Linked DNA regions of Homo sapiens: region 1 is linked to region 2. The links are chromatin loops, found by intact Hi-C in ENCODE. Cell type or tissue: dorsolateral prefrontal cortex. All regions are shown on one strand. Links, peaks and the distances in the headings refer to the core of each region. The heading gives the core; the rest is flanking DNA. Region 1 holds the start of LOC107986671 (a long non-coding RNA gene). Region 2 holds the start of LOC105378118 (a long non-coding RNA gene).

What was found. Hi-C counts contacts between places; a loop is a spot of excess contacts. Peaks named below come from ENCODE experiments on the same cell type or tissue, not always from the same donor. Only the 100,000 strongest peaks of a DNase experiment are listed, where the experiment ranks them.
Region 1: a loop joins it to region 2, with 2.1 times the contacts of the local background. A loop is called at or near these places in 7 of 110 quality-filtered maps.

Annotation. Positions count from the first base shown.
Region 1 is chr6:166,632,184-166,637,557 of GRCh38, reverse strand. LOC107986671 (a long non-coding RNA gene) reads right to left here and starts at 3,926. Exons shown (of 3, transcript XR_001744466.2): 1 at 3,544-3,926. It also overlaps a transcript of RPS6KA2 not described here. In dorsolateral prefrontal cortex, for the core only: no CTCF peak of the experiment used is centred there; no DNase peak of the experiment used is centred there.
Region 2 is chr6:166,273,225-166,278,598 of GRCh38, reverse strand. It overlaps LOC105378118 (a long non-coding RNA gene), which reads left to right and starts at 1,488. Exons shown (of 3, transcript XR_943242.3): 1 at 1,488-1,618; 2 at 2,275-2,389; 3 at 2,654-2,722. RefSeq lists an enhancer at 2,969-3,468. In dorsolateral prefrontal cortex, for the core only: CTCF peaks have their summits at 1,436, 2,530 and 2,734 (motif pointing left); DNase peaks (open chromatin) are centred at 1,418, 2,708 and 3,518; H3K4me3 peaks cover 1,846 bases; H3K27ac peaks cover 2,597 bases.

The DNA of each region.
Region 1 (5,374 bases), core at 161-5,160, 360 kb before region 2:
TGCGCAGGCAGCCTGCAGTCTGAGCTTGCTGGCTCTCCTACTCTCCACCTTGTGTGTCCCCTACCACCCTCTCCCCCGACCTGGCACCTGCTCATTGTTCCTCTCGGCTCATTGTTCCTCTCAGGGCCAGAGCCAGGAATGAGGAAGAGGAGGGGAGAGAATGGGCTTCGACTGATCTCCTCTCTTCCCCAGCCTGACCCTTCTCTCCTGGAGGTCCCTGTTGGCTTCACTCCAGGCAGGGTCTCTGAGGACTTCGCATGGCCCCTCCTTGGCCCAGGCCCGGCCTGTAGGAAGCACTCGTGTGTCCTTGGCCAACAAGCCTTGCGCGGACAGGGTCAGCCACCACACAGCCTCTCTGTCCTCCTCGCGTTCCCCTCCAGATGGTCCCAGTGGAAGCCAGACCTAAGCCACCTGGTCCTAGCATATCAGCACTCCCCAAGGGGCCCCACAAAGTCATCCTGCCTGGGCTACAACAACAGAGGCGGCACCTCCCCAGCCCTTTAGGTGGTGGAGAGGAAGGGTGCTCAGCACAGATGCTGCCGAATTTCCTCCCCTGCATGCTCCCCTCCTTTACTCTCCAGGCCATCCTGTGTTCTCAGAGACCGGAGCAGTGTCAGGGTTTTGGAACAGCCTCTCAGCACTTTTTTTTAAAAATTGGCCTATAGCTATTTGTCCTTGAAATTTTCAAACTTAGTGTATCTCAGGGAGTTGGTAGAAACTTTCCTTTCAAATGATCAATCCTGAAATCCTGTTTGTTCTAAATTTAACCCTGGAGTTCATCCACTTCCCTTCGGCCACACCCTGCTTCTCCTGGCCTCGTTCCCCAATGTCTTTATTCAACAAGGGCAGCAGATATCCACGGAGTGCCTACTGTGAGCTGGGCTCTGTGTCACAGCAGCCTCTGGGATGTTAAAGTTCCTGTCCTTTAGGGCCTTATATTGTGATTACTGGAGACAAGCATTTAAAAGGTGAAAAGGATGAAGGAGAAGGAGGAAGAGGAAGAGGAGAAGGAGGAGGAGGAGGAGAAATATGTGGAGGAGGAGAAAAGGAAGAAGAATCACATATTATCAGAAGTTTTGTAAAGAAAATGAGCATGAGGTGTTCTAGAGAGTAGTGGAGAGAGGCCCTGTCTGAGATAGGCTATCCAGAAAGGCCTCTGCAGGGAGGTGCTGATTCAAGCCTGTCTGAGATAGGCTATCCAGAAAGGCCTCTGCAGGGAGGCGCTGATTCAAGCCTGTCCGAGATAGGCTATCCAGAAAGGCCTCTGCAGGGAGGTACTGATTCAAGCTGGAAGCCAAAGCTTGAGAGCGAGCTGGAACAGGGGCCCAGGCAGAGGAAGGAGCCAGAACCCAAGGCTGGAGGTGGGACGGCCTTGGCGGTTCCAAGAATGAAGGGAAGGCCAGGCTGGTGGAGCCCAGGAGCAGGGTGGGGCAGGGCGGGATGGGCGGTAGGTGGTGAGACCCAGGGTCTTTGTAGCAGAGTCAGTGTAGGCAGAACGAGGAGTTTGGGTTTTATTATACTTTACTGGCAAGAAAGTAAGAAGCCTGGAAGAGTTATAAGCAGAGAAGTGGATGATTGGATTTGGATTTATGTGGAATGGCCATGGGCGGCCAAGCTAGCAGGTGACCACCCTGGTCTAGAGTAGGGTTGGTGGCTTGTCCTGGAGTGGACGCAGAAGACGAGCAGGGTCAGACTTAAGACACCCTTTACCGGACACACCCAGGTCACCCTCCTGGGGTGGATGCAGCCTTCTCCCCAGGGTGGGGATGGTGGCTTGTCCTGGGGTGAGCGCAGTAGGTGGGCAGGCTCAGAGTTGAACGTCCTTCTGCAGACACACCCAGGTGATGCTCATGGCATCCTCCTGCCAAAGCCTCCCGGGCTCTTCCTCCTCTTCTGGGGTAAACTCCATGGGGCTCTCTACCATGTGACCTAGCACCCCTCTTCTGCCCTGTCCCCACTCCAACACACCCTCACACAGCAGCCAAATGAACCTCCTCAGGACCATGCTCTCACTGGCCTTTAGCCTGAGCTTCCCTGACGGAACACCCTTGTCTGTCCCTGTGTATCTGGCTGGCGCTTGCTCATCATAGCCTGTGAATGTAGCAGTCATCTGCGAGACTAAGGGCTCCTCTGGGGGCTCCCGTAGGGCTTTCTCTCCCCTCTAAAGCCCTTCCTGCCTGGGAGTGAACGCACCCTGGCTTGTCTGTGCTACCCCAGAGACTGCAGTGCCCGTCAGGGCAGGAGTCCCTGCTGTGCCCAGCCCCTCAGATCCCAGCCTCAGCACAGCCCACAGCAGCAGGCACAGTAGATGCGCAGAGGACCTGGGTTGATGAATGACACTGGGCTCCTGCCGTGGTTCTCTAACTCATTCATGCCAAGGTGTACGTGGGAGAGAAGTGATTGATAATTAGTGAGTCACAAACATGAATACAACCAAGTATGCCCCACACGGTCACTTTCACGTACTACCGTTGGCTCTCCGTTATCACAAGTCTTTTTAAAATTATTATAATTTAAAAATTATGGTCTCATTTTCCTCATATTTTAAAAAATTGTTCTAGTTCTTGAATATTAGTTTTTTTCCTGTGGATTTTTAAGGATGTGAGGTATTTATGGTGTGAAACTATACCAAACACTAAAAAAATCTGCAAATGAACACTGAGTGTAGTGGCTCACACCTGTAACCCCAGCACTTTGGGAGGCTGAGGTGGGCGGACCACTTGAGGTCAGGAATTCGAGACCAGCCTGGTCAACATGGCAAAACCCCATCTCTACTAAAAGTACAAAAATTAGCTGGGCAAGGTGGCGCACACCTGTAGCCCCAGCGACTCAACAATCACAGGAGGAGGAGGTTGCAGTGAGCTGAGTTCACACCACTGCACTCCAGCCTGGGGGACAGAGTGAGATTCTGCCTCAAAAAACATTTGCAAATGAAATTCCCTTTTTAGAGTTATGTGTTATTTTCTCATCTCACATAATTTACACATGTCTTTGTTTTTCCATGTTTGTGGTCATGTTGGAATAAAACCTGACAGTTTTGCAAGTCATGGATTTACAGGGAAGCATCTGAGTGAACTGTGTAAAAGCTCAGCGATTTCGATTTCGATTTTGATTTCGAGGTGGTAAAATGGAGGGATGAGGAAGGGGGAGGAGCAACTCAGAGGTGGCGCCTGTGGACGCAAGGACTTATCCTGGAAACGTCCGGCCCCATTTCCTTCCCCTCAGCCCGTGGGTCTGCGGCAAGTTCTGCTCCCAGTGTTACTGCCCACCTCGGCCTCTTGCTCTCCATCACTGTGGCCACTGCGGTTTGCTCTTCATGAGGACACTGTCCTGCCCCACAAGACTGTCACAGGGGCACCTCCCCGAATCTGCTTCCTCTGCTGTGCACCCTGCTGCCAGGAGAACTTTCTCAAATGCAAGTGTGTCCCTGTCGTCCTTGGCTTCACGTTTCAGTGGCCTCTTTGTTAAGCTGAGAACAAACGTCATTCCCTCTGCCTGACCCCACGCCCTGAGCCCACACTCTGCCCACACAGTGTCACTCACCCCAGGGCCTTTGCGCAAGCTGCTCTTTCTTTCTGCTCTCGTCTCCACTTGCCTGGTTTGAAAAACCGTCCCCGTGTCCCTCTAGTCCTTCCTCCCTCCCCATGGGCCAGCTGCATGTTTGTCTGCCTTAAAGCGTGGCACGTTCCGCTGACTCATAGTATATTTTTGTATCTGATCATTTGTCACTAGCCCGTGATGATCTTGTGAGAGGGCACAGTGCTGAGTACAGAGGAAGAGATCATGAAATGCATGATACGTGAATAAATTCAAACAAGTAATTCTTCCATCCTATAATTATAACTGTAATTATAATCTCACAGCATTTTCTACCATAATGTTTTACAAATATTATGACTATTAAATAATCTGTAAGTAACTTTTATAAAAATTTAGATTTAGTAACTAGATTTAAGTCTGGATTAACCGAGTGAATAACGAATGCCTTGCTCAGTATATCAGTTAGGATTCCTTTGGCTGCTAATGACAGAAAACTCAGCTCAACGAGAAGATTTATTTTCCACAGAAGTAAGCCTCAAAGCGGTTTGGCTGCAGACTTGGTTAATGCAGTAACTCAACAGTGTTATCAAGGATCCAAAATGTTTCCAGTTTTCTGCTGTGCCATGCTTAGCATGACCTCATGGGCCCAAAGTACTGCTAGCTCTGAGCATCCCATCCTTACACACTGGCCAGAGGTAGAAGAAGAAACTCACCCCTTTACTCTGCCCCAATTTCCTTTCTTGCTCTGTGGACTTAGGCAATCTCCTCTGAGGTTGTTTTTTGGTTTTTGGTGTTTTTGAGATGGGCTCTCACTCTGTTACCCAGGCTGGAGTGCAGTGGCACGATCTCAGCTCACTGCCGTCTCCGCCTCCCAGGTTCAAGTGATCGTCCCACTTCAGCCTCCCAAGTAGCTGGGACCACAGGCACACACCACCACATCCAACTAATTTTTGTATTTTTTAGTAGAGAAAACATGGGTTTTGCCATATTGCCCAAGTTGGCCTTGAACTCCTGGGCTCAAGTGATCTGCCCATCTCGGCCTCCCGAAATGCTGGGATTGCAGGCATGAGCCCCTGCGCCCGGCCCCGAGGTATTTCACGCCCATGTTGAGTCCACGTTGTCCTCTGGCCTCCCCACACCGCTCAGTGTGCCTCTGCCTCTCCCCGACCCTGTTCCTGAGTTGCGCTGTCTGTCCCTGCTTTCTCCTCCCTCACTAAGCTCGGGCTCCCAGTTTCCTTTCCTTTGGGTTAAGTTCCTTCTTGGTCTCCTGGTCTTTGTGTCTGTCTTCTGGTCTTTCTCCTCTGTGTTGTTGCTGTTGATTTCTGTATGTCCTTCCTCATTCATTCTTTTTATTTTCTCCAGCTTTGTTGAGGTATAATTGACAAAGAAATTTTTTTTTTTTTTTTGAGATGGAGTTTCGCTCTTGTTGCCCAGGCTGGAGTGCAATGGTATGATCTCCACTCACTGCAACTCTGCCTCCCAGGTTCAAGGGATGCTCCTGCCTTAGCCTCCCGAGTAGCTGGGATTACAGGCATGCGCCACCATGCCCGGCTAATTTTGTATTTTTAGTAGAGAAGGGGTTTCTCCATGTTGGTCAGGCTGGTCTCGAACTCCTGATCTCAGGTGATCTGCCCACCTCAGCCTCCCAAAGTGCTGGGATTATAGGCGTGAGCTACCCCGTGCAGCCAAAAGTTGCATAATTTAAGGGACACCCCATGGTGTTTGCTGTAGGTATACCTCATGTAAGGGTTCCCACAATCAAGCTAATGAACACACCCATCATCTCACATAGCTACCTGCGGGCAACACAGGTGGGCCTGGGGACATCATACTA
Region 2 (5,374 bases), core at 241-5,240:
ACTCATTAGAATGCCTCTAATAAAAAAGATTTCAATTACAAGTGTTGGCTACGATGTGGAGAAATTGGAGCCCTTATATGTTGCTGGTGGGAACGTGAAGTAGTGCAGATGCTTTGGGAAACAATTTGGTGGTTTCCTAAGAAGTTAAACATAGAGTTATCACATGACCCAGAAATTCCCCTTCTAGGTGGAATCAGTTACGCAAGATAACCGAAAATATATGTTCACAAAAAACCTTATATATGATTTTCATAGCAGCATTATTCATAATAGTCAAACAGTGAAAACAGTCCAAATGTCTGCCAATTGATGAGTGGATAATCAAAATGTGGTCTGTCCACACAATGGAACATTATTCAGCCATAAAAAGGAATGAAATACTTATATATATGCACGACATGATGAAACTTGAAAATGTTATTCTAAGTGAAAGACACCGGATGCAGAAGACCACATATTGTATGACTATTTATGTGAAGCATCTGGAAGAGGAAAATCTATCGCGTTCATCTGCCAGAGCTGCCATAACCAAGTGCCACAGACAGAGTGGGTTAAGTAAGAAACTTATCATCTCACAGTTCTGAAGGCTGGAAGTCTGAGATCAAGGTGTCAGCAGAGCTGACACCTGGTGAGGCCTCCCTCTTTGGCTTGCAGATGGCCGCCTTCTCACTGTGTCCTCACATGGTCGCCCCTCTGTGCCCGCACAGCCAGAGTCCTAGTGCCCTCTTCTTACAAAGACACCAGTTAGTTTGGATCAGGGCCCACCCATCCAACCTTATTTTAACTTAGTCACTTCTTTAAAGGCCCCATCTCCAACTACAGTCGCACTCTGAGGTATGGGGAGCTGGGGCTTCAACATGTGAATTTTGGGGGACACACTTTCAGCCCATAACATCTATGGAGCCAGAAAGGAGATTAGTGGTTGCCAGGAGCTAACAACAGGGAAATGGGGAGTGACTGCTAATGGGTACTGGGTGGCTTATGGGGCAGTGAAAATGTTCTAAAATTGATTGTGAAGACAGTTGCATAACCTTGGAAAAATACTAAAAACCACTGAATTGTATCAAGGGTGATTTTTATGGTATGTGAATTATGTATCTTAATTTAAAAATAAGAGTATTTGCTAACCTCAAGGAGAGATTAATATAGGTGCCAGTGGAAGAAAGACAAGGCAAAATAAAGACAAAGGCATGTAGAAAATGGTTTTTCTGTGATGTCTCTCTCTCCTTTCCGTAACTCCCAGCCAGGACTCCTTTGGCTGGGTTTCCAAGTGCCTTTGACAAACCACCAGCTCAGGGCTTCTTTCCCTCAACCACCACCCCCTAACCTCGTTGCCAGGCTACGGAAATCCAGAGCACTGCTTGAGAAAGGAAAGCCAAGGACAGAACAGAGCCCTGGGGAGGAGCTCGTGGTGGCCAAGCCGAAGGAGGCAGGGAATTCCGGTGGCCCAGAGCCCTGGCAGAGGCTGCCACTGCGTTGAGCCCGTCACTTTGTTGAGTTTCGCGGTGTCGCTGTGCTTGGAAAGACAATTTCCTTTTCAGCAGCACTGGTATGGACTTTGGATGATCTTGCCTGCTTCTTCATTTCTCTCTTTCTCATGAAAGCCTTTCTCTTCTCGGTAAGTAATTGTTCCTATTCTGTGTCCTCAGTGAGCATGGGGAAGAGTGGCCAGTTTGTGGCACATTTTTTCTGCGATGCAGCCCAGAGGCCTTGATGTCCTATGGCACTGCGCTTTGGCAAAGGCATGTTTTTACAATCAGCTCGTCCATGCTCTTGTCTGGGAGTGGGTATGGGCACACAAACACACGGAGCTCCATGACTTCACCCCTAGCCACTGTCATAGGGAACCACAATTTGTTAAATGCATGGGGAAACACAGTATTAAAAAAAAAAATCACCACGCTGGGCGTGGTGATGCACGCCTGTAATCCCAGCACTTTGGGAGGCTGAGGCAGGTAGATCACCTGAGGTCAGGAGTTCGAGACCAGTTGGCCAACATGGTGAAACCCCATGTCTACTAAAAATACAAAAATTAGGGCGCAGTGGTGCATGCCTGTAGTCCAGCTACTTGAGAGGCTGAGACAGGAGAATCGCTTGAACCTGGGAGGTGGAGGCTGAAGTGAGCCGAGATCACACTACTGCACTCCAGCCTGGGCGACAGAGCGAGACTCTGTCTCGGTTAAAAAAAAAATCTTTCTCTGTAAAAATTATCCTGATCTAAAATATGATACACGTGTGTGTGTGTGTGTGTGTGTGTGTGTGTGTGTGACTTAGGCTGTCAGAAATCTTGAAAGGTCATACAAAAAGGCATACGGAAAGAAGCCCAGCGAGAAGAGTTTTCCTGCTGATGAAGACAGAAAAGGCACTGCAGCAGATCCTGCTGGGACAGGTAGCAACTGTTCGTGTGATTGCTAACAAATTGAATTTGTGGCGTCTTTGGTGTTTCTGTATTTGATGTCCTCGGTTCATTGGACAACAGAGCCATTGTTGGTGGCAGGAAATATCACTGTACATTTATACTGAAAGTCTGTAGTTCTGGCAAAATTAAAACTTTGAGAACATAAAGTTGCAAATTCTAATAACACTTTTTAAAAGTCAGTTTTCTTTCACATGAATGCATGTGAAAAATTCACGCAGCTTTTTGTCATCCAAGGTCCCAGGGAGAGAGCACGAGCGTTGAAACCTGCACCAGCAGCCCGGGCGAGGCGGCTCCTTGTGCTAGGGCGCCCTCTAGAGCCGGAGAGCGGAAGCGGCGCGGGCGGCGGGCGGCAGGCGGCGCCTCTGCACCCAAGAAGCGCTTACCCCCAAAACATATGCTGGGCCCCAGGTGCCTGCCCTGGGTAACCAGCACGAACGAACAGAGATACCCCAGGCTGTGTAAATCCTTGGTGATCCCCTAGATTCATCCTTTGAGTTTTAAAACCGAGAAACTTGATATCCAGAGAAGAAAGACCCTTTTGAGGCCAGGATTCCATGGGAGGAAGACCCTCTCCTCAGCCCCTTAATACCCACCCTCCCCAGCCAACAGGACCCTTGGGGAAGAAAACCCTCTCCCCCACCCCTCATACCTCCCCCCAGATCCCCCATTCCCTCAGGGGAAGGAAGACCCTCTCCCCCACCCCCTCGCGAGCCCCCCTCCCACCCCAGACAACAGGATCCTTGGGGAGGAAGACCCTCTCCTCCCTCAAACCCCTCCTCAGCCAACAGGACCCTGGAGGAGGAAGAGCCCCTCCTCCACATCCCACAACACCCCCCTCAGCCAACAGGACGCTGGGGAAGGAAGACCCTCTTTCCCACCCTTCACGACCACCCCCAATTCCCCAGCCCCAGCCAACAGGACAGATGAGGTGCAGGCAGGCTCATGGGTTCGGTGGAGGGAGTTTGGGATCACCCCAAAGCTTTTTCCATTTTCGGGGTCAGCAGCCTGGCTGGTGGCCAGAACCAGCCAGTTCTGTGAGAACACTGGAGGCATGAGCAGCCCCTGCCAAGCAAGTGGCAGCAGCCTGGCCAGGGAGGCGTGGGTGTCACAAGTGAAGGGCCCAGTGGGGCCGGGGGCTGTGACCACATGTGGAGGGCCGGGGCCTGGGCCGGGGGCTTCCTCTCTTGGGGCTGAGGTTTGCTCATCTGTGAGTCAGGCTGAGGCACCCATGCCTTGGGGTGGCCTTGAGGTTAAGGGGTCTGTTTGTGTGAAATGCTCAGGGCTGGGCCTGCCCTCAGCACACTCAACAGGTGACAGAGACCGTGACCATGATGTCGGACCCGTCAGCCGCCCTTACAGGTGAGCACATCGCACATCCAGGGGGAGCTGGTGATGACATCACCTGGTCCTCACCTGAAGCAGCTGAACCTCTGAGACCCTGGGCAGCACTGTTCACGCTTCCCTTATTTTCCGTACCTCACTGCTGCCTGAAGCCCCAAATATACAGCTTGGGTAAACCATTTCCCCTGAATTGTGTTCACAGATTAAAAGATGCTAATGGGAGATCCAGAAATTTCTAAGAAATATAAAAAACCAATATGTCAATATTGGAAACCATATTGGCCCCTGACACAGCTCAATGCCACACACTTGTTCCTCTGCCCCCCCAATATACAAACATGTACATACACACACAAGCAGACAAGTACACACAAATATTTGGGAGCATGCACAAAGACATGCACGTATACAGACACACATGAGCATACACAAAAACACAGGCACACATGAGCACACACAGAGACACACATTACACACGTGCACACACAGACACACAAGAGCATGCACAAAGACACAGGCACATGAGTGCACACACAGACACACACACGTGAATGAGAAGACAGCAAAAACATGACCAGACACGAGAAAAGATTCAGTAGTATAGAATAGGGGAATCCATCTGAAATTTCAGAATAAATATACCATATATAACAAGTTTACTTTTTAAGACAGCAGAAAAAAGAAGACCTAATCCACAGTCCCAAACAGGTGTGAGAGATTATTTCATCTAACACAGGAGAGCATGCTGACATGGGTGAAGATTGACTTTGGATTAAAAACATGATTTCATTTTTAAAAGCAATAGAAACAAAATGACAGCTACATTTGCCCTTCAATCTAGCAACCCTATCTGCTAGAAATCTATCTAAACCTTATACTGGCATAAGCACAGAGCGATCTGGGCACAGTGTTGTTAATTACAGCATTATTTGTGATAACACAAGATCGAAACAACCAAAATGTCCACGAGTAGTGGGCTGACTATGAAGCCACAAGAAGAGGAAGATCTCTGTGGACTGATAGGTCAAGATCTGCGGGATATCACATCCGCGAGGGAAAAATCAAGGGGCAGAACAGAAGAAATAGATGGCCGCGTCTTGTGTCATATATGTGGGGAAATAAGAATATGTGTGTATATATTAGCAAAAAGAAGGATAAAGCCGAGGCCAGGCGCAGTGGCTTACACCTGTATTCCCAGCACTTTGGAAGGCCAAGGCGGGAGGATCCCTTGAGTCTGGGAAGTTGAGCCTGCAGTGAGCCATAATTATACCACTGCACTCCAGCCTGGGCCACAAAGCAAGACCCTGCCTCTCTCTCTCTCTCTCTCTCTCTCTCTCTCTCTCTCTATATATATATATATATATATATATTTTTTTTTTTTTTTTAAAGATAAACCAGAAACTAACAAAGATGGTTACAAACAGCGAACCCTAGGGGGAAAATGATGGCATGAAAGTGACAGTTCAATCATTAACCCTCTAATCCTCTTTGATTTTTGTACCGTTCAATTAAATCATACAGAAAACGGTTTATACAATTGAAAACTGTAATGTGTGAACCTAATTGTATATCAAATTGGTAACGTAACCACATACAGAAAACAACCATTTCTTG